3 separate regions of the Mus musculus genome follow, and all the other regions are linked to region 1. Evidence: chromatin loops called from intact Hi-C (ENCODE). Cell type or tissue: left cerebral cortex. All regions are shown on one strand.

Region 1 (8,000 bases):
GCTTTATATTTAAAGAATTAAATATTGTCTAAAGATCTCCATCACACATAGTTGGTTTATATTTAGACTTTATAGTTGTCTAAACTGAGACTGATAAACTTTTTACCAGAGTGCTGAGAAATGTCAGGTCTACATGATAAATTAAAAATAAAAATTGCCACAAGCAATTTTTCCTACTGAGTTATTTCAAGAGACATCAAATGTCACTAGAATAGTACTGATTGTATGAATCTCTTAATCAGTGCCCTTTACTGAAATCCAAATATTGGCTTCTTGGAGTCCATTCCATAAACAAATCTTGGTATATTACACTGAACAGTCTATTTTCTTTGCAATAAATCATTAACTGTCATCAGGTGCCCAAGAATAAATGGCTGCAAGACTAGAGAGATGGCTCAAGCTGTTAAGAGCACTTGCTGCTCTTCAAGAGGATCCTGATCTGGTTCTAGTACCCACATGGTGGTGCACAACCATTCATCTCTCTAGTTCCAGGGAACCAAAGCTTTCCTCTACCTCTGCAGGCACCAAGCACATATACATACATGCAAGCAATACACTCATAAGCATAAAATAAAATAATCAAAAAATTAAATGACTGTTAAACAACTTACTTTACTTGGCTATAAAAACTATATATAACATAAAATATATATTCAATAATTAAAATGGTTTTGATAAAATACCTGAAATTGTGTATTAATTCATAGCAAGGAAGAACAGAAAGAGTAAAATGTAAGCTAAACTGACAGACTCCCCTGTTTTAGACAAAGGATCTCATGGAAAAAATGCCTGACTCCAAGAATGCTTAGGTCCCTCCTATTTATCAGATGGTGTCTTTCTGACAATGTTTTTCAAGTTCATTTATCTTTTTGCTAATGAGGTAGAAAAAAAATTGCTGGTGAAATAAGAGTCCTGTGCCCAGGCAGTCTTCCCTATGATTAGTAGTAATATCAAAGAATCCAAAAGTACAAGTATTCCTCGGAATAACTCATTAGAATAAAATCAAATCATGGAAGTTACAGTATTTGAAAGTAATTCTGGAAAAAACTATGAAAACTAAAAAATATATAACTTGGAAATTCTGGCATATGACATGCATAAGCACCAATGATTAAAGATATCTGTTGTTTTTACACTTTCCATCTAGCCCTATACATGCTAAGTTACCTCATTAACTATATGGTAAAAAAAGAAAAGAAAAAAGAATAAAAAACCAGCATTCTCATTAACCAAATATGACTGGATCTACTACTCCCAAAGTTGAGGAAAGAATGTGAGTAATTTACCTTTGCCCAAAATTAGATAAGCATTAGGATCCATAGAAAGGTAAGTGAATAAACAGAGTCTAGGTTTCTTTGAATAAATAACACCACCAAAGTTCTTGTTTCAAGCACATTGGTTTTAGACTGGGGTCTGGCTCCTTTCTAAATTAGAAAATGGGAAAGAACTGAATATTTTTTATCATGGTAAGGGCTCACAAGGAGAGTATGACCATTCAGAATCCATACATGGGCTGAGGAGATAGTTCTGTAAATACCTGACATACAAGCCAAAAGGATCTGAGTTCATATCTAATATATATATAAAAAGCTGGGCAAGGTGAATGTGCTGGTAACCCAAGTACTGGGATTAGCAGGAAGGGATGGGATGTAGCCAGGTGTGGTGGCACACGCCTTTAATCCTAGCACTCGGGAGGCAGAGGCAGGCGGATTTCTGAGTTCGAAGCCAGCCTGGTCTACAAATTGAGTTCCAGGACAGCCAGGGCTATACAGAGAAGGGATGGGATGAGTGTACGAAGCAGAGATAGGAGGATCCTTGAGACTCACTAACCAGCCAGTCTAGAAAGGCTGTGAGCTCCACGTTGAAGGAGCTTTGGTTTCAAAACATAAGGTTTCAAAACATATGTGCTCTTGAACCCACACACAGTATACATAAACAGTAAATATATAAAACAAATTTAAAAGAGTCAGGTAGAAAGAAATAGAGAAAAAATACCCTACACTGACTTCTAGCTGGCACATTCCTTGGGCTTGGCTTGGCTTGTCCACTAATTAGTACTGTCCATCCACTAGTGGAAGCCAAGAAGGTGAACTGGTAATTTAGTTTCATTTAGAAAGTAAAGTGTAACCTATTTAATGAGAAAAACCAATTTTACAGAAATTACCCCACAAGGTAAGCTTTCTACATTAGAAAAACCTTAGCTTTGGGAAAAAAAATTATCCCCCTATGCTTCTTCAATACATGACCATTTAACAGATCAGGCACTGAGTGGTAAAACTCTGGTAGAATCAGGACTAAAAGCCAGCTCTACTCTAGGTCTAAAACATCAAGGAAATGAGCCACAAGAATGCAGACAGAACAAGACTTTAAGGTCTGTACTTGGCAGACTTTTGAGAGTTGCAGCAATTTTGTACCTAGTAAGCCCTTACTAAAATATACTATGTGATATAGTATGTGGTTCTGTTTTACCTCAAAATTTTTGCATGTTTGAATTTTGACTTGAGATTTCATTCTGCATACTACTAATTCTCTACCCTCCCAATTGTACCAAAGATGAATTCACACAGTCAAGTATGCACTTGGAACCACTTAGTATTCTTTAACAGAAATTAAATATGCAAGCTTAAAAACAGGAAAAACACATGACCACACATATCATATTTAAATAAATTCCTATTTCTCATTGAACAAACTTTCCCATAGTTGCAAGAGTTTGTACTCAATTCACTGCAAAACTTTAAGTTTTAAGTCCTAAGTAGATCCTTCCCCAAAAATCCTTTTTATACTTATGACTGAAGAAATGACATTAGTCCCTGTGCTTAGTTTCCAACCATTAAAAGAAGAAGAAGAAAAAGTGGCACTGGTAAGGTCTGTACTGTGAATCCAGGTCAAGGAAAATAAGCCTTCCCTAGCTGTCAAACTCATCTCAACTTTACATGTCACTAAAGGAGATCAGGCTGAACTTTCACCTTCAGGTACAGAGATCTTCAGCTTCCTCTTACTACACTAAGGCCACTTCTGAAACCCAGAGGAGGAGGAAGTATCAGGCGCCTCCCACTTTGACCTCCAGCATCCCTGTAGGCAATTCCGGAGACTGCGAAAAATGAAGGCTTTAAGACAGACTGACACACACACACTGTCTAAGTTGCTGTGGACAAAATCTGTGCCCAGAAGATTTCTGTCAATTTGCACAGAATTATATCCAAATTATATTACTGTCCCGCGTCTGGTGGCTTTTGAATCAATAACCAAATCTCCTAGAGGTTCGTCTGGGGAGGAGTTGATAGGAAAGCCAGCTTTTCAAAGAACCTGGCTCTCCTAGAACAGCCACAATCCCAGAGTCCCTGTCCGAACCCAGTCAAAACTTACCCAGCTGCCGCTCGCGGCCTGAGCGCTCCCGCGCTTCTCAGGCATGGTTGACGCCTTGGGTGAGGCCACCGCCTTCCACCTCGGCTCCTCCGGCGACTCCCCGTCCGTGCTCATGCCGCCGTCATGCCAGAGCAGGTTCGGAGCGCTCCAAGACACTGGCGACGCCGCCACTGCGGCGGCGGGGCCCGAGCCTTCATGGGCTCCGCGATCCGCAGCGGCCTGCCGCTCGGGCGGCGGCGCCAGTGGCGACACCGGCTGCTGAGAGGACGCCGAGGCTGGATCCGTGCAGGAAGCGAACAGGGCCCTCAACTATTCAGTGGTGGTCGTGAACACAGGACCCCGACACTGGCAGTGAGTAGTTTTCAGTAGCGCCCGAACAGTCGGGAGACGGCGTCCCGCCCGGAGAACTCAGCAAAGGCAGCTCCCGCCTAGAACGCCCACCCCTCTCCAGAAGCTCGGGCAAGCTCCGCCCAGACTGCGTAGCGCATCAAAACTGCGTCATCTTCTAGGGACTCCAGGCCTATAGATTTTAACGGAGACTGGAAGGACCCAAAGCGTTCCTGATTGGATTAGACTGCCCGCGAGTCCTAGGGACTGTTTACTCCTACCCCGGGCTAGAATTCCAACTGCACGTCATCCCACCTTCCCCCTTTTCGTGGGTTTTAGGGATCTGACTTGGGTCCTTAGGTAGCATAGGAACTGAGTTCTTTCCAGCCCCTACCCCAAGTAAATGATTTTTTACTAGATATTTTCTTTATTTACATTTCAAATGTTATCCCCTTTCCTAGGATGATAGTTATAAAAAGAACAAACTGACACACAGCCCCTGGAACTGTAATCCTGCAATGGGGAAGTGGTCTACAATTGACAGGATTTCAGAAGCCTCCAACCATGCACTGATTAACAGAAAATTACACAGAATATATTGCTCAGTGGTAGAGCACTTCCCTGGTATTCCAATAGGCTCTAGCTATGCTCACTCCCCAGAGGCAAGCACGCACGCTCGCACTTACTAAACCTAGAACTTTCTTATCCACAATCTCAGGCAGATTGTCCTCAACCCTTCTTCATATATGACCCAGGCTGGCCTTAAATACATGTTGATGATCTTGCCTCAGTTTTCCATATGCTGGGTGTCGGTTTAAGCCACCACACTGGACATTGTTCTTAATTGTTAAATATAACTGGAGACAGAATGTTTAAACAAGTCAAGCACATTTACAGATTTCTGTCATTTTTGTAAATTATATTGTTAATCTCACAGACGTGAATCGAAAGATCACCAACCCAAATTATGGCCAGTTTAAAGCAAGATTTATTGTGTACAAACCAGAGACAAATCAGCAGCTGTCTCCCCCTAAAACGGGGTTCACAATACCAGCCCCAAGCCAACTTCTCAAGCCCTTTATATAGGGCAAAACCATGGGGTGGGGGATTTTGCATGGAATCGTAGATACAGAAGTGAAACCAGGTGGTCAAGGTTAAAGTGGGTCATGGAACAATGGGTATTGGTATAGAACATTCTCAAAAACAGGTAGCTGGGGCGGGAGGTATTACAGTACATTCTATGGTTACTGGGCTAGGGTGCAGCCCATCTCTGAGAAATATATAAACTTCAAGTTTTATAGTAAACAGAAACTTAACTTGGCTATAGACTCGAATTGAGATGGGCTGGCTTCTCAATATCCTTTAATGAGCCTAAGTTTTCCTTCTGTTTCAACCATGTTTTGTTGATTCTGAGCCTGCCCTCTATACTACCTACACAAAAACATCTAATACCATTTGGTTAAAATGCCAGCCTGGACCTCGTGTCTTTCAGATATTCTTTGAATAAATTCCAGTTTGTGAAAACTCAAATTGAACTGCAATGATTTAAATGTAACCTGGAGGACTGGAGGGATGACGCAAAACTAAAAGCACTTGCTGTCCTTGCAGAGGACAGAAGTTCTGTTCCCAGCACCAGCACCAGTGTGGCATCACACAACTGTAACTCAAGATTTGGGGGTCTGACACACTCTCTGGCCTTAGCATATACATGGTACACACACACATACACACATGCAGGGAAAACATGTACACATGCAAGTATATATAACCATGTTTGATGCCTTGATGTGTAGTGTTGGGACATGAAACTCATCAAGTGCACCACCTTTAAGCCATTTTTATTTTTATTTATATACATAAGTCTGAGTGTTATATGGATGTGTGATGCACATGGGTAATCATGGATGCCTTTAAAAAGTGGCCTATTCCCTGGAGGTAGGGCTACTGGAAGTTGTGATCCACCCTGCATAGGAACTGAGAACTGAACTCCTATCTTGGGAATCAAACTCAAATCTTCTGAAAGAGCAGTATGGGCTCATAGTCATTAAGCAATCTGTACAGATTTGTTTCGTTTTGTTTGTTTATCTTTGGAGCTGGAGTTAACTAAGTAGCCCTAGCTATCCTGGAAATACCTATGTAGATTAGGCTGGCCTTGAATTCACAGAAGTCTACCTACCACTTCCTCCTGAGTGGGTGAATAAAGGTCTATACTACCAGGCCTCACCACTTCTTTAAAAAAAATAATAATAAATAAATAATAATAAATGAAATTAAATTTATTGCTGGGTATGTTGTTTTATGTATCTATGTGAGTACAGCTCATGTGTGGAGGTTAGAGAAGAACTTTTAGGGGTTTCTTTACTTCTTTCACCACATGAGTCCCTAGCATTGAACTCAGGCATTCAGGCTTGGAATAAATTTCCTTTTTCTCTAAACCATCTCGCTAGCCCTTTATGAAATAATTTTTTTAGAGATTGTTTATTGTATGGCATTTAAATCATGGAAATTGATTATGTTCTAATTCAAGTGAATACCATGTATTCCACATAATTTGGCATCTTATAGAATTAGAAAAATAATGATTCTCACTAACCAGTATTACCATGTTTGGTCCAGGAGTACTCTGTATTGACTCATGACTTAGATTCATATTAATAAAAAGATACACAAGAGGAAACATCTCTTTCAGCGTGGAAAATAACTTTGGGTTAAAAAACAAAATGAAAATTATTTCTTCTCATTAGATTTCCGCAGATATAGATAGAGAGAGAGAGATGATATAGGTATAGATATAGGTATAGATATAGACACTACTCTTATTCTCAGAACATGAATTAATATCTTAAAATTTCAACATAAAAAGTATGGAGAGAGGGCTGGCGAGATGGCTCAGTGTTTAAGAACACTAACTGTGCTTCCAGAGGTCTTCAATTCCTAGCAACCACATGGTGGCTACAACCATTTGTAATGGGATCTGATACCTTTCCTCTGGTGTGTTTGAAGTCAGCTAAAGTGTATTCATATAAATAAAATAAATCTTTTTTAAAAAGAAGTTTGGGGAGACTTCCATAGTGAGTGAACTAGCATTTGATAAGAAAAGATAGGTTGAGTATGATGGTACTTGGCTTTAATTTCTAGTACTCTGTAGGCAAAGGCAAGGCAAGGCCATCCTGGTCAACTTAGAAAGTGCCAAGCCTACCAGGGTTACATACTGAGACCCTGTCTGGAAAAAAAAAAAAGGAAAGATAGATGTTCAAGTTGCCCGGGTAGACAAAGAGTTAGTTCTCTAACGTGTGTAAACTATGTAAAAAAATTAGGACCTGCTTGCTATTATCCCTGTTTCTCATCTTCAAGATATATGCAGCTGCTAATTGCTGTCTCTGCATTATTTACAATATGAGCAGTACTATCTCTACACCCAAAGTAGAAACTAGTATTAATGTAGGTCACTCCTTCCTTATCTCAGCCACTCCTTGTGATCACTAATCAAATGTTCTATCTATCTCACTCACCTCCTACCCTTCTTTTCCCACTCCCACTTACATCCAAGTAACCACTGTGCCCTATTTATGACAAATCACTCTGTGCCTGCTCTTCACTACATCATTGCCTCAATTCATAGCCTTCGTTTTACTTACCTGTATAGCATCTTTATCTTTTAGGTTCATTTTCAGATAAGCATCCATTCTGCAGACAAAATAAGTCTTTCTAAAACACAAAAGTATCTTATTATATTACATCTGTGCTTTCATGCAGGATTAGACTGCTCGTTATTATGACCTGGGCAGCTCAGGCTCTGACTTCTTCCTGTGTCTCAGCCTCATTTGACACCATCTATTACCTATGTCATATTGTTCCTTTGCCTCGTGATGCTTCTTAACTTCAAATCCTCCTTTTCTCTTTCCTCTCCAGCATGGCAACAGCTCCTGTTACATCAACACTTAGCTCAGGTATCTTCTCACCAGCTGTTGGCCATAGTGGCTCTTAGTATCACCTTCTCTTTGCTTGCACCTTCTGTGCATTTCGTGCAAGCTTTTTCTTTAACATTTACAGGATTATGACTTGGTAGAAAAATTATGCAAAAAATGTGTCTACACTAAATTTATCTCATTAACCAAAGAACCCAAGCCAGATGTATTGGCTCACACCTTTAATCCTAGAACTCCAGAGGCAGACAGGTCTCTGTGAGTGCAAAGCCAGTCAGATCTACATAGTGAGTTCCAGGAAAGCTGGAGCTACATAGTGTCACCCTGTCTCAACAAAAGCAAAAAAACAAAACAAAACAAAACAAAAAACAACCAAAA
Region 2 (8,000 bases), 130 kb after region 1:
ACCATAAACCGCGTGGGCTGTAACCCACAGGTTGAGAATAGGTTGAGTGTCAGGTGCTCAACCTGGTCGAGTAGCGCAGCCCGGGTGAGCGTGGGGGGTGGGGGGAGCGAGGGGGGACCTGTGGGTGACCTGTGACCGGAGAGGGACTCAGGATCCCACAGTGACCTGTGACTTCTATGAGTGACCTGTGATGGCCCAGGGTGACTTGTGAATGTCCTGGATGAACTGTGATTCCATGGGCGACCTATGACCCCCAGAGTGACTCTGAATGACCCCGAGGATGGCCCTTGATGCTAAATGGATCTGCATGTGATCCTGTGACCCCTAATGACCTTGAGGGCAACCCTAGGATCCCATAGTTTATGCTGTGACTCCGCGGGCGACCCCTGACCCTGGGTGACTCTGTGACCCCGAATGACATCATGGGTGACCTTGCGTGTGACCCCGGGGTGACCACTACCTCCCCCAGGCCGGACCACACTGCGGTCCTAAAGCACTGCAAGCTTGTGGGCACATTCTTCAACATGTTCTCGGACTGGAAGAAGTACTAGGCTGAGGAGTTTGATTTCCTGGTGGCCCAGGAAGAAGAGGCGGTGAGGGGACTCATGGACTGATGGGCGAGCATGGGGGTGGGGCCGGATCAAGCCCCCTTGCCTACCCCACACAGCTGGGGGTTGCAGTCTTCTCACACCATGACCTATGATCTCTGACAAGTCCCATCCCAACTCCATCTATGTGTCCTGCCCATCAACGCATCAGCAATAGTCCCGCCCACTTTCCCTAAGCTCTGCCAGTCTAGCCCTGCCAGCAGCGCTAGGCCCCACCTCATGAGACACTCCCCTCATCCCAGCGCTCTTCCTCACCCTGACCCCTTCCCTCTCCCAGCCGGGCTCCTTTACCCAGGCGATCCCAAGTTCCAGCTGGAGCCAAGCATGCTGAGGGCCCTGCCCAGCTCTGTGGATCTGTAGGACTTCTGGGATGACTCCCTGGAGGCGCTGTGACCATGCGCGGAGCCATGTGCAGCTACATGAAGAGATATAGTTTATCTAGCACCACTTATTGACGGTGCTGTCTTTTTCCCACTGTGTACTTCTGGAATCCTCATAAAAAATCAGGCATCCATATATGTGGGTAAAATTATATGTGGGTATTCACTTAGATTCCATCGATCAATGCGTGCTTTTATGCTAATACCATGCAGTTCTTTTATTGATCGGGATTGTTTTAGCTGCCCAGGGTTTTGGTTATGCCATATAAAGTGGGAATTTCCTCTTAAAGTTTTTATACAATTTTGTTGGAATTTTGGTAGGGACTCTGTTGAATTTGTAGATTGGTTTTGATAGGATAGCTATTCTTGCTGGGTTAATTCTATTGATCCATGAACATGGGAGATTTTTACATCTTCTGATTTATTCTACAATTTCTTTCTTCAATGGTGCAATTTTTATCATGCAAGTGTTTCACTTGCTTTTTACAGTTACTCCAATTTATTTTATATTATTTGAGGTTATTGTGAAAGGTGTTGTTTGTCCAATTTTTTTTCAGTTCATTTGTGATTTTTATATATGTGGGCTAGTGAATTTTTTTTAAGTTAATCATGGATCTAACCCATTTCCTGGAAGTGTTTACACTTTATCAACTGTAAGAGTTTGATAATGGAATTTTTGTAGTCACTTTTGTATATCACCTGCCAATTAGGATACTTTGAGTTCTTCCTTTCCTAATTATATCCTCTTGATCTCTTTCAGTTGTCTTATTGTTCTAACAAGAACTTCAAGAACATGATTGACTAGATATGAAAGTAAGTGGACATCCTTGACTTGTTATTGATTTTAATGGAATTGTTTTGAGTTTTTCTTCATATAATTTCATGTTGGGTATAGGCTTGCTGTATATATCCTTTATTATGTTTAATTATGTCTCTTGTATGTCTGATATCCTAAGACTTTTATCATGATTTGTGTGTTGGATTTTTTTTAAGATTTATTTATTATATGTAAGTACACTGTAGCTGTCTTCATACATTCCAGAAGAGGACGTCAGATCTCATTACAGATGGTTGTGAGCCACCATGTGGTTGCTGGAATTTGACCTCAGGACCTTTGGAAGAGCAGTCAGTGCTCTTACCCGCTGAGCCGTCTCGCCAGCCCCCAGTGTTGGATTTTTTTGTCAAAGGCTTTATTGGTGTCTAAGATGATGATACTGTGGTTTATTATATGTTTGTTTCATGTCTATTTATATGGAGATTACATTCATTGATTTTTGAATATTAAACCACCCATGCATCTCTGGAATGCAGCCTACTCCAACATTGTGGGTGATCTTGTCTGTTCTTTAAGCGTATTTTATTTTGTGCTGTTGCTTTTATGTTCTTGAGGGATATTTTTGTAATTTTTTATTGAATATTTATATGCTCTGGGTACCAGGGTAATTGTGGTTTCATAAGATGAATTGGTAATATTTCTTCCATTTCAGTTTTTAGAATACTTTAAAATGTTTTTAGGATAGGGCTTTTTGAAAATCTGGTTGGTTGGATTCTCCACTAATACCATCCATCCTCTGGATGTTTTGGTTGAGTCTTTCAATGAATTCTATTTCACCAAGGGTTATATATATATATATATATATATATATATATATATATATATATATACTGTTTATCTGATCTTGATTCAACTTTAGTAAGTGGTATCTATAAAGGAAATTATCCATTTCTTTTAGAACATTTTTTTAAAAATTGTTTAGATATTTTATTTACATTTGAAATGTTATCCTTTCCTCATTTCCCCTCTGAAAACACCCCATCCCATCCCCCCACCCCCTGCTCACTAATACACCCACTCCTGCTTCCATGTCCTGGCATTCCCCTACACAGGGTCATAGATCCTTCACAGGACCAAGGGCCTCTTCTCTCATTGATGTCCCACAAGGCAATCCTTTGCTACATATGCAGCTGGAACCATGGAGATGTGTACTCTTTGGTTGGTGGTTTAGTCCCTGGGAGCTCTGGGGGTACTGGTTGGTATTGCTGTTCCTATGGGGCTATGTAAGACTCCGGAGAGCCTTAGCTTACTGGGGACCCCTTGAATGAACCACATGGAACCAGAAGAGACGATGTCCTTTGTTGTTCCAGGACACTGGGGTTGTCCCAGACCCAAAGGAGTGGCAGCAACCCCGAGCGCAGCTCCTTCAGTGAGGTTTTATATCATTTTCAGGGCAGCAGTCATTAGGCACAATGTAATTGGCAGAACAGTGTGACTTTTTAAAGTGATTGGTCTTTAGGGGATGATGTGGTAAGGACTTCCCTTGTCTGAAGGTGAGCTATGGGAGACACAGGTTGGTTCTGGCCCTGTGGTCAGAAGAATGTTAATTAGCCTCTCTCTCCCTTCTGTAGGGGCAAGTGTTCCATGACCTTCCCAAAGTTCCTGAGCTGTCAGCTGCAAACCCCTTCAGCTCCTTGGATCCTTTCTATAGCTCCTCCAATGGGGACTTCTATGCTCAGTCCAATGGATGGCTGTGAGCATCCACTTCTGTATTTGCCAGGCACTGGCAAAGCCTATCAGGAGACAGCTATATCAGGCTCCTGTCAGCAAGCACTTGGTTGGCATTGTAACTTTTTGCCTTGGTTTTCGGATTTTTCTTGAGTCTTCCTGGAAGGAGTTGACTCTTTAGTTGGAACTTGGAATCCTGGTACAGTGGGACCCCTGCCGAATTGTAACCACAGGGGCTTGGAAAATGTTCCAGAGCCTGGTATAGGGGACAGTGTGCCCCTGATATTAATTGCTGGGAAGGTTAGCCATCCCCCTCCCTCAGCTCCGTAATCACACTGTTTCTGTGCCTCAGCTCCTGCCCGCCCCACCTACCTCCTACTCAATTCTGAGCCAGATCCGGGCAAGCACTGGTGGAAGGGTGGGGAAGGTGTGGTGGTGACTGACTGGAACCGGGTCCTGCCCTCTGTCACAGTGATTGACAGGCGTGGTGACTGACAGGAGCCTGGTCCTGCCCTCTGTCACTGTGACTGACAGGGTTGAGTGACGAGAGCCAGGCCCCTGCCTCTGTTTCAGTGACTAAGATTTCCTGAGGGCGTGGGGAGGCTCAGCCAGCATCTTCACAGTGTGCAGGTGCTACTCAGCACCGTGCAACTCACCCAATGCGCATGCCAACTGGAAGATCGCACTATGTAGTTGCCTCAGTAGCATGGAAAACCCAGTGCGCATGTGTCCCGGTCCCCTCAGCGAGTGGGCACTAGTGCGCATGTCCAACCGCCTGGTTGTGGGACTGGCCTTTGAGTTTGGAAGTGCGCATGCGTACAAGTCTCTTCGTTTCCCCCTCAATCCCACCATCGCGAGCTCCTCGGGAGACTGCGAGGGCGACCTCGCGGCTACTCCCCTGGACTGGTGAGCCCGCTAGGGGTTGTTATGTGACGAAGCAAGTCCGTGCTGTCACCGGCCACCCAAGTCTCACGGTGGGCCTGCCCTCTTGTTTTTGTTGTTTCTGCTGCAGCTCCTGACAGTACCCTCACACGCCCTGTTCATCTGCGCGACCGCCTTGTTTTGGATGAAGCCAGTGACGCCATCACTGCTGGCCCGCATTCTTGACGGGGGCTGCCGAGACTGTTTCGAAACTTGACAGCAGCCACCTTGTTCACTCCTTGGCCCGGGTCCGTCAGCACCGCCTCTTTGTTGTCTTCCCGCCTGGTGACGCAATCGCTGCGCGCCCGCTTTTAGTACCCTGTGAACTGATCCCCTTTAGCCGAAAGCAACGCCGCCTGGTTATAGTCTCAGCCCTGTAAGTTATCGCTCAGCGTGGCCGTTTTGTTTTGGTCGCGGGGTTGTGACGCCATCACGCCGCGCCGGAATAGATCACTAGTACCAGAGCGCGGTTTTTAAGCCTCAGATCTTAGCGGTTGTTCCGGGGTCCGTGTGTTCGTCTGTGTGTCTGTGTGTCCGCGGACGTGTCCCGGGTCTTCGGGCCAGTCTGTTGGCCCATCCCGCACCTCCGTCGCCGCCATGCCGCCTGGGAAGCCGCTGCAGCCTCGGCTGCAGATTAAGATGTACCAGCTGTTCCTGTGCTGGATCCGCGATCCCAATACACACCGCGCTCTGCCGGACCGGCTGCGGCGCATCCAGGACGCGACCCCCGACCCTGCGACCTCTGACTCGATCACCCGTGACCCCGTAATACCCCACCCTGCGAGCCCCGACCCCAAGACCCTTGACCTCTCTAACCGTGAACCACTCGTGACTCCGAGTCTCCCGACCCCGCCACCCACGATGCCGCAACACCCCACCACTCGACCTCTGACCCTGCCCACGCGCTGTCCCTTGGCGCCCCCGCCTGCGCCCGACCAGCACGAGGCCGGAGGAGGACGACGACGACAACAGGACCTAGAGAGGTGAGTGACAATGTGGAAGCCTAGACGGGGGGGGGCGGGGGGTTGTGACGTCACAGGAGGACATCTGAGGTCATGGGAATCCCTAGCCGGTGGGTGGGGGAGGGACCAGGACGTGGAGTGGCCGAGGCTGTGAGAGGAGGAAGATAGGCGTATACCGGTACAGTCGGGGTCACAAGGCAATATAGATGTTGGGGTCACAGGTTAGGAGTTCACGTATGTTATCGGGGTCAAGTGTGAGGGCAGCTCCAAATAACAGGTCAAGGGTCACGTGGGATGTCAGAGGTTACCTCAGTGGACAGGGAGCACCGCGCCATCCCAGAGACACTCTGTGACCCCCCACTCCCACCCCGCCGAACTCGGACCCCCGCCCGGGCACGCGTGACCGTTCCTTGGGTGGTGACTGGAATGACCCTGCAGTGCTGTAGGCGCTGGTGGAGCTGGCCTGGGGTTGCAACTTCGTTTTTCTGTCCTGGTTCCGCAGGACTTCGGGCAGGCGCGGGGGTGGGTAGGGCGGAATCACGGGTGTCCCAGGGCTGTTTCGTGAATGCCACGTGTGGGCTCCGTGTCCCCGTTAGGGACCTGAGTGGCGATGGTTAGGGGGCGTGGCCACGGCGGACAGTGTGACCTCACAGGGTCACTGCCAGGAAGGAAGGGGGAGAGAGGTGCACCAACCCTGATAGCTGTGTTCCAACCAGCACACCTGAGAGTGACTCTAAAGAGACCTGAGGGGTCAAAAGCCTGGTCTTCGGGGTCATCTCTGAGCAGCTGCTTTGGCCTGAGTCTAAAAATGTTCCGGCTAATCTCCTTGCCAGGGGTGGGGGCTGGGGCGGGGCCGAAGCTGCTGCGGGGCAGGATGGGGCGGGGGTGAGAGTGACCAGAGGGGTCAAGAGTGGCCTGAATCTCTGCCTGTGACCCTGGCACCCCCTGCCCCTGCCCCATCCTTTGATGCTGCAGTTGTGCCTTTCCACTGTCCTCTCCATCCTGCTCCCTGCAGGTCCAGGCCTGCAGGGAGGAGCACCCCCCTCCTCTGCAGCATCCCTGCCTTGTATTTCTCCCCCTCCTCGCAGCCCCCTCTTCCCCCAGGGCACCCCCTCAACCCCCAGGCCCTGGCTGTTTATGATATCATCGCAAAAGGCTGACTGTAAAGATGAGTCATTGTTGTTCTTTGTGTCAGTGGCTTGTCTGTCAAATTTTTCTCTGTGTGTTTTGGTTTTTGGATTTTTCTTGAGTATTTGTGGAGGGAGATGACCAAAGCGAATGTGGAACACCACTGCAATGATACTCTGGAGAGTCATAGCCACAAAGGGCTTGGAAGATGTTCCAGAGTCTGGTATAGGGGACGGTGTGCCCGTGGTAGTAATTGCTCGGAAGGTTAGAGCAAATTTACAGCTGCCATCCTATCTATCTTCATTTTCTACTCTGTGCAAATGGAGGAATCTGCTGGGTGGCCTTTACCTCCCCCTTGTGGCTGTCTTTTATGTGTGTGACACTACTATTCTGTGACTGAGAGGAAGAGACTTTCCATCCCAATCAATTTAGTTACTCACCTTGGAGTTAAATCCTTACCAAGAGGACCAGGACCTACACTGCCCATGACGGAAAGCTCTTCAAGACAGCATCCAGGGCAAAATCAAGCTCTCCCTACCCTGTTTTACAGGTTGGAAAGGACAAAGACCTCATTTATCCCCCATGTGATTGACTCTGTTCCCAGGCCATATGTGACTCTGTAGTTTTGAACTTGGAGCTGTCAGTAGATAGAAAGTTCTTCATCCATTCCAACAAAGTTACCATATCTTCCTTAGACCAGCAGTCTTATTTCAAGGTCTGTTGGGCAATCTGCTCCTCTGTTTACCTTCCTGCTGTTTTAGCCATCTCTTTAGTTTCACTGGCCTAGGAACCCAGGGTTAAAGACAGCTCACCCCAGGGCAGCACAGGCTCTGAACTCCCCATTTCAGTGTATCCTTCCTTGCTCTGAGCTAGCTGCATTTCCCATTTTGTCCTGACTCAGCCCCAACTCCAACTCCCTCTTGTGGTGTCAGGACCTCCTGTAATGGTTAGCTCAGGTTTTGGGCTTTTACAAGTTCCTCATTTATTACTGTCTCTGTGTTATAATTGTCTTAAATTTTCAACATTTCAGAGCTACAGTCATTTGAAGGAGCCTTATAATTGAGGGTGTGCGCTCAGCAGAATGCCTGCTTTCTGTATCTATGAGAGAGAGTGTTGATGATTGATATGGGAAGGCTCTTCTACTGAGGGTGTCAATATTCCTATGCAAGTGGGTCTGGGCTAGATGAAGCTAGGTGGGAATGTGACAGTGACCAAGCAAGAAAGCAAGCCAGGAAACAGTGTTTGTCCTTCGTTTTTCGTTTTTTTCCCCTTCATTCTCTGCCTTTAGTTTCTATTTTAACTTTCCAGAATGATGGACTGTGATCTGACAGAACCATGTACAACAACCATTTATTACCTGAGATGATTTTACTCAGGATTCAATCACAGCAGCAGAGTAGCAAGTTAGAACATTAACAACCCAAAAAAATGGTATCAAAATGAGATTTTGTTGTTAGAATCTATGTTCTCTTTTGAAGGAGTGTGGAAAGTATCAGAA
Region 3 (8,000 bases), 170 kb after region 1:
GAAGGACAAAACCAATTCCTGAAAGCTTTCCCCTGACTCCACATGTACACTGTGGTATGAATGTGCATGTGCATGCGCGCACGCGCGCGCACACACGCACACACACACACACACACATAAACACACACACACACACACTAAATCAAACAAAAAAATTAATGAACTGTTTTGGTTTGTTTGTTTTTCAAGACAGGGTTTCTTTCTCTGTGCATTCCTGGCTGTCCTGGAGCTCACCCTGTAGACTAAGTAGGCTAGGCTTGAACTTACAGAGAGCCACCTGCCTCTGCCTCCCAAAGTACTGGGACTAAAGGTGTGCAACACCACCACCCAGCTTTAACATTTAAAAATAAGAACCAACTTTTAACTGAAAAGAGAACTTGCCTCCTTAAAATAATAAAGCTCTCTCTCTATTGAACCATTGGATGATCCTCATAAACAAACTCACACTGACATCTAAAATAAAACCCGTCGGTCAATGACTATTTTCCACAACTCTGTCACACAATAATAGTCTGCCAAACAGCCAGGGTTATTTAATTTGAAATATTAAAACAGGAACCAATTACTTATTCAATGGGTATGGTCCTTCTGAAAGCTACGAGATTCTAAGGAGGGCTAACGATTTAGCTCAGTCATCGGTGTTTGCCTAATATGCCACAAAGCTCTGAGTTCCGATACCAGCACCACAGAAAGATGAGCACCGTGGCCCACATCTGTACTCCTTGCTCTAGGAAGGTGCAAGCAAGAAGATTAGGAATTCAAGGTTAACCTTAACTACAAAGTTCAAGGACAGTCTGGGATATATGTGATCCAGGATGAAATGGAATGAATGAATGAATGAAAAATTCCAAGGAAGTATTATCATAGTAAAAGTGGCATAATAATCTGAGTCAATACCAAATATAAAAATTAATTGCAGAAAAAATTAACAGGGCTAGAGAGATGGCTCAGCAGTTAAGAGCACTGACTCTTCTTCCTGATGTCCCGAGTTCAATTCCCAGCAACCACATGGTGGCTCACAACCATCTGTAATGAGATCTGACGCCCTCTTCTGATGCATCGGAAGATAGCTACAGTGTACACATATACATAAAATAAAATTTAAAAAAACATTAAGAACAATATGTAGTCTATTTTAGCCGTAAGAATAAGAAGCATGACCACAGTTAGACACAGTGTTGCCAACCCTATTTAGAAACCTCAAAGGAATACATAAACCCTGGGTTGAGAAGGATAGGTCGCTAGGCTCTAGGCATCAGTATGTCTGGATCCCAAATAAGACAAGATTACATAAATCAGAACAGAATATAAAGAGACCCTAGGAATAGAATACTAGACAGTATAAGGAACACAACAGAATTCTTTGTTGTTCTGAGCTGTCTAGAGTTACAAACATACCAAATTATGATCAGGGGCAGACTTCAGGTTCCCCCAATCTAATCTGCCAATAGGAACAAACCTAGTCACAGGTTACCTAATAACTGGCATTACCAGAACCCACATCCTCTTGATGTGTATCGTACAAATGAATCCCTGTGTGTGATCAAGCCAGCTCAGTCAGTCAACAGGGTCTCAAGGGAGGGAGTGAGGATTGAAAAGAAAAAGACAATTAGACTTAATACCACTCAAACCTGTGCAGAGGCTGAAGTGGGTTTATTTTTCTCCAGTCTGTTTTTATGCCATTCTAAGTACATGCAGAGAATAAGGTCAGTTTTCAGTCAAGGAACAAACAAGGCAATAAACAAGGTCCCGTGGTATTCAGGGACTTACAAGATGATCAAGATCTTGAGCCTACTTTCTTGTCCTAGCCCAAAGTCAAATTCTTGCCTGAGCCTACTTCTGTGTTCTAGTCTAATGTCAAATTTCTGCCAAATTCCTAGAAGCTGCCCTAAGAGCTCTCCATATGCATGGATATTTACAGTTAGCCTCCCTGGGACTGAGGGTAATTTTAATTCTCCTCATACATCTCTGATCCTCCGTGTCCCTTTGTAACTGGTCTTTGCTACTTTGTCGGTTCTCTTTTTCCTCCCATTATTATCCTTACCCCCCTTTCTACCCCCTAACACTAGACAGGAAAGGAACAAGAGTAGAGGGGAGAGAGTGATTAGGAAGATCCCCGAATCTGATTTCTTTTCTCTTGCTTCTCCTTTGGCCTCAGCTACTAACAAACTACAACCAACCTCCTCCCTATACAACCAACAACTGGCCCACCCCAGCCCCCAGCCTATCGGGCTCTAACATTTATATACCCTCTGAAAAGTTCCCAGAGTTCCAAATATAACACAATTACCAAAACTCTGCTGCAGACAGAACCGCGATTCTGCTAGAGCACAAGGCAAATAAATCATGGTCAGTTGCTTCAGGCAGTCGGAAGCAGCCCTACGTCCCTATACCCGGAATCAAAATAAAAGCACCTTCTTATAATATTTGGTTTTTTTTTTTTTCAAGAAACCAAAATTCTAGAATTTTCACTACATCCCTTCCTCTGCTGGGGAAAACTGGAGAGGACATTTAGTGTAGCCTACCATATCCTTCAAGTCCACCAGGTCTCCACACTTACCACCTAAACGTTGTAAGACCATACAACCCTGCCTAAACCATACAACCCTGCTCACTCTACAGATCTGGACGCAAACGCCTGTCCTCTCATAGAAACGAGTAAAATTTTAATTCCAATGCCTAATGGCTTTCTGTTTCTACGGTTTAGTCCTTTCTTCCTCTCCCTTTAAGGACACCGCTGAAACTACAGCACGATTGCATTCTTTTCTCCTTCCCCTAAGGAAACTCGGTTAAATGACTTTGTCTTCTCTTGCCTTCGACCCACAGCCAGTCCCCATCCGGGTCCCTCCCCTCTACACTAGTCGAGCTGTGTATTCTGTGTGTCCCCTCCTTCCGCCCTCCTTCCGCCCTCCTTACTCTGCTACAAGGCGAGCATCCCCCAGCCGATCTAACACCAGCACTTCTTCCGGTTTGTCCAAGTTCATTTGCTCCTGTTAGTGGGTTCGACTCCCTCCTAGTCTCGGTCTCTGTCCACGGAGATGCTTAGCATCTTAGTAGCCTCCTTCAAAGGCTTCATCCTAGTTCTTTAGCAGCCAGTAGCAGACGCTTACGGACTTCGGCTTAGCCTGCCAACAGGAAGGACGCCAACAGATTGCCGCCGCTCGACGTCCGCGGGGGCGCCTGGGAGTTGTAGTCCGGACCAGCGAGCCGACTCAGGGGCTAGACCGACAGGCAAGAGCCATTGTGTTTATCGCAAGCACTCGTAACGCTGCGTGAAAGCCCGTCGGGGACAACTCCTATCTTCTGTTTCATTTGCAGCCTCCGGAGTCCAGTGTCGGCTTCGTTAGTGGCTCCACTTCTATGGACCCCGGAGAAGGTGTGTAGTCGTGGGTCCGGATCCTGAGGAGGCATCCCGTTCTAGATGGGGAACACGGTTTAAGAAAACCGACCGCATTCTGGATTGGAGGACATCAACCATCCCCTCTCGGTTAGAGGGGAACCTGTTTTGTAAGCTTATGGGAGTCGGGGAGAGGACTCACTGGGCACTTGGCAATTTTGGGGCGGACTGGTTATGTCCTGCAGAGGTCGGAATATGGGCAGAAGTGGGGGAGCCACTGGGCACATTCCTTAGTGCCTCTTCCACCTTCAGGACGATCAGCATTCTGCCTCCTACCGCTAGAGAACACTGAGGACAGTATGGCTTCCACGCTTCCAACAACCTGGCCCCATGTGAGTAAAGGCTTCTTTTCAGCTTTTGTGACGGCTCAGGGGCCGGCTAGTGGTGAGATGTTTGCTCTCAAATACCCTAGAGTTACGGGAGGAGTTGAAGGACTGCCCAAGAGGGGGGTTAGAATAGAAGAAACAAACAAACCGATTTCTGAACTGGAACTGGCAAGCCAGATTGAGGCAAGCCAGATTGAAGCTTTTCAATTCAAAAACAAAAAATGTTTCTATTACATTTATTTTGTGTGTGGGTATGCACATGTGTGCTATTGCCTGCTTGTGGGCACCTTTCCGGATTGCTACCCTTCTTTCAACATGAGTCCTGGAGATCAATCAAACTCAGGCTTGGTAGCCTTTACCCACTGAGCCATCTCACCAGTCCTTTTCAACTTTTTTTTTTTTTTTTTTTAAAGCTGGGGATCTGGCCAGGCTTTGGTGGCACAAGCCTTTAATCCCAGCACTTGGGAGGCAGAGGCAGGCCCGATTTCTGAGTTTGAGGCCAGCCTGGTCTACAGAGTGAGTTCCAGGACAGCCAGGGCTATACAGAGAAACCCTATCTCGACAGAACAACAACAACAACAACAAAAGCTGGGGATCTGGTTGAGAGAAACTGACAGGTGTTAGAAGATAAGAGGCTCATGTTTAGTTTTCAGCAGCTACTTTAAAGAAGTGATAATTCAAAAACAAGAAAAGAGGTATAGATGGGAGCCAACAGTCCTATCCCCTGGTTAGTGAGAAATGAACAGGTTTTCATAGACCACAGTCTCACTTGTCCCCTGATTAGTGTCAGACCGATTTGCTCAAGGATTCAGACAAAGGAACATGAGATAAGTAAAATGTAGCTGGGTCATCTTGCTCAGCCTTTCTATTTTTCTGACACCATGGAAGAGGAAAACCTGCGGCTGAACTGCATCTTATGGCTTTTAGGAATCTGTGAAGTTTGAAGATGTATCACTGAGATTTACCGAGGAAGAGTGGGCACTGCTAGATCGCCAACAGAAGTGCCTGTACAGGGAAATCATGATGGAGAACCTCAATAACATGATTTCAGTAGGTAAGCCAGGCTCCACTTTAATAAACACTTGTTTGGGTGGGTGCAGCACGCTTTTAATTCCAGGACTTCAGAGGTGGAGGAGGATTAGAAGTTCAATGCCAGGCTTGACTCTACCTGCCCCCACCCAACTCTGACATTTTCTTTTTTTTTTAAATTTTTTATTAGATATTTTCTTCATTTACCCCTGTACCCTCCCCTCACCCTGCTCCCCTACCCACTCACTCCCACTTCTTGGCCATGGGATTCTCCTGTACTGAGGCATAAAAAGTTTGCAAGACAAAGGGGCCTCTCTTCCCAATGATGGCCAACTAGCCCATCTTCTGCTACATATGCAGCTAGTGACACGAGCTCTGGGGGTACTGGTTAGTTCATATTGTTGTTCCACCTATAGGGTTGCAGAACCCTTCAGCTCCTTGGGTACTTTGTCTAGCTCCTCCATTGGGGACCCTGTGTTCCATCCTACAGATGACTTTGAGCATCCACTTCTGTATTTGCCAGGCACTGGGATAGCCTCACAAGAGACAGCTGTATCAGGGTTCTTTCAGCAATATCTTGCTGGCATATGCAATAGTGTCTGTGTTTGTTGGCTGATTATGGGATGAACCACCGGGTGGAGCAGTCTCTGGATGGTCCATCCTTTCATCTTAGCTCCAAACTTTGTCTCTGTAACTCCTTCCATGGGTATTTTCATCCCCATTCTAGGGAGGAATGAAGTATCCACACATTGGTCATCCCTCTTCTTGATTTTCTTGTGTTTGGCAAATTGTATCTTGGGGATTCTAAGTTTCTGGGCTAATATCCACTTATCAGTGAGTGCATATCAAGACACTTGTTTTGTGATTGGATTACCTCACTCGGGATGATATCCTCCAGATCCATCCATTTGCCTAAGAAGTTCATAAATTCATTGTTTTTAATAGCTGAATAGTACTCCATTGTGTAAAAGTACCACATTTTTTTATATCCATTCCTTTGTTGAGGGACATCTGGGTTCTTTCCAGCTTCTGGCTATTATAAATAAGGCTGCTATGAACATAGTGGAGCATGTGTTCTTATTACCAGTTGGAACATCTACTGGGTATATGCCCATGAGAGGTATTGCTGGATCTTCCTGTAGTACTATGTCCAGTTTAATGAGGAACCGCCAGACTGATTTCCAGAGTGGTTGTACAAGCTTGCAATCCCACCTGCAATGGAGGAGTGTTCCTCTTTCTCCACATCCTCGCCAGCATCTGCTGTCACCTGAATTTTTGGTCCTATCCATTCTGACTGGTGTGAGGAGGAATCTCAGGGTTGTTTTGATTTGCATTTCCCTGATGATTAAGGATGTTGAACATTTTTTCAAGTGCCTCTGAGCCCTTCGGTATTCCTCAATTGAGAATTCTTTGTTTAACTCTGTACCCCATTTTTTAATGGGGTTATTTGAATTTCTGGAGTTCAGCTTCTTGAGCTCTTTGTATATATTGGGTATTAGTCCCCTATCAGATTTAGGATGGGTAAAAATTCTTTCCCAATCTCTTGGTGGCCTTTTTGTCTTATTGATAGTATTTTTTGCCCTACAGAAGCTTTGCAATTTTATGAGGTTCCATTAGTCGATTCTTGATCTTACAGCACAAGCCATTGCTGTTCTGTTCAGGAATTTTTCCTCTGTGCCCATATCTTCAAGGTTTTTCCCCACTTTCTTCTCTATAAATTTCAGTGTCTCCAGTTTTATGTGGAGGTCTTTGATCCACTTAGACTTGAGCTTTGTACAAGGAGATAAGAATGGGTCAATTAGCATTCTTCTACATGATAACTGCCAGTTGTGCCAGCACCATTTGTTGAAAATGCTGTCTTTTTTCCACTGGATGGTTTTAACTCCCTTGTAATCAAGTGACCTTGTAATCAAGTGGGATCATTTCTGGGTCTTCAATTCTATTCCATTGGTCTACTTGTCTGTCACTATACCAGCACCAGGCAGTTTTTATCACAATTGTTCTGTAGTGCAGCTTGAGGTCAGGCATGGTGATTCCACCAGAGGTTCTTTTATTGTTGAGAATAGTTTTTGCTATTCTTGATTTTTTGTTATTCCAGATGAATTTGCAAATTGCCCTTTCTAACTCAGTGAAGAATTGAGTTGGAATTTTGATGGGGATTGCATTGAATCTGTAGATTGCTTTCAGCAAGATGGCCATTTTTATGATATCAATCCTGCTAATCCATGAGCATGGGAGATCTTTCCATCTTCTGAGATCTTCAATTTCTTTTTTCAAAGACTTGAAGTTCTTATCATACAGATCTTTCACTTCCTTAGTTAGAGTCACACCAAGGTATTTTATATTGTTTGTGACTATTGTGAAGGGTGTTGTTTCCCTAATTTCTTTCTCATCCTGTTTATCCTTTGTGTAGAGAAAGGCAATTGATTTGTTTGAGTTAATTTTATATCCAGCTACTGCACTGAAGCTGTTTATCAGGTTTAGAAGTTCTCTGGTGGAATTTTTAGGGTCACTATCATATCATCTGCAAATAGTAATATTTTGACTTCTTCCTTTACAATTTGTATCCCCTTGATCTCCTATTGTTGTCGAATTGCTCTGGCTAGGACTTCAAGTACTATATTGAATAGGTAGGGAGAAAGTGGGCAGCCTTGTCTAGTCCCCAATTTTAGTGGTATTTCTTCGAGTTTCTCTCCATTTAGTTTGATGTTGTTGGCTACTGGTTTGTTGTTGATTGCTTTTATTATGCTTAGGTATGGGCCTTGAATTCCTGATCTTTCCATGACTTTTATTATGAATGGGTGTTAGATTTTGTCAAATGCTTTCTCAGCATCTAATAAGATGATCATGTGATTTTTGTCTTTGAGTTAGTTTATATAGTGGATTACATTGATTGATTTCCATATATTAAACCATCCCTGCATCCCTGGGATGAAGCCTACTTGGTCATGATGATGATTGTTTTGATGTGTTCTTGGATTTGGTTTGCAAGAATTTTATTGAATATTTTTGCATCAATATTCATAAGGGAAATTGGTCTGAAGTTCTTTTTCTTTGTTGGATCTTTGTGTGATTTAGGTATCAGAGTAATTGTGGCTTCATAGAATGAACTGGGTAGAGTACCTTCTGTTTCTATTTTGTGGAATAGTTTGAGGAGAGTTGGAATTAGGTCTTCTTTGAAGGTCTGATAGAACTCTGCACTAAACCCATCTGGTATTGTTTTTTTGCTGTTTTTTGTTGTTGTTGTT

Evidence for each region. Hi-C counts contacts between places; a loop is a spot of excess contacts. Peaks named below come from ENCODE experiments on the same cell type or tissue, not always from the same donor. Only the 100,000 strongest peaks of a DNase experiment are listed, where the experiment ranks them.
Region 2: it touches region 1 in a loop (7-fold over the local background); 16 of 42 quality-filtered maps call a loop at or near these places.
Region 3: a loop joins it to region 1, with 3 times the contacts of the local background. A loop is called at or near these places in 10 of 42 quality-filtered maps.

What each region holds. Positions count from the first base shown.
Region 1 is chr13:65,109,135-65,117,134 of GRCm38, forward strand. Mfsd14b (major facilitator superfamily domain containing 14B) reads right to left here and starts at 3,848. Exons shown (of 12, transcript NM_133680.3): 1 at 3,370-3,848. The coding sequence starts at 3,483. In left cerebral cortex, a CTCF peak has its summit at 4,339; DNase peaks (open chromatin) are centred at 3,059 and 3,860; H3K4me3 peaks cover 1,725 bases; H3K27ac peaks cover 1,197 bases.
Region 2 is chr13:65,236,621-65,244,620 of GRCm38, forward strand. It overlaps Gm36445 (predicted gene, 36445), which reads left to right and starts at 4,895. Exons shown (of 4, transcript NR_165655.1): 1 at 4,895-5,552. In left cerebral cortex, a CTCF peak has its summit at 6,853 (motif pointing left); DNase peaks (open chromatin) are centred at 3,636, 4,248, 4,705, 5,555 and 1 more place; H3K4me3 peaks cover 2,348 bases; H3K27ac peaks cover 1,356 bases.
Region 3 is chr13:65,275,612-65,283,611 of GRCm38, forward strand. Zfp369 (zinc finger protein 369) reads left to right here and starts at 3,243. Exons shown (of 8, transcript NM_178364.5): 1 at 3,243-3,376; 2 at 3,650-3,729; 3 at 4,651-4,777. The coding sequence starts at 3,361. In left cerebral cortex, a CTCF peak has its summit at 3,688; DNase peaks (open chromatin) are centred at 2,928, 3,106 and 3,644; H3K4me3 peaks cover 2,298 bases; H3K27ac peaks cover 1,677 bases.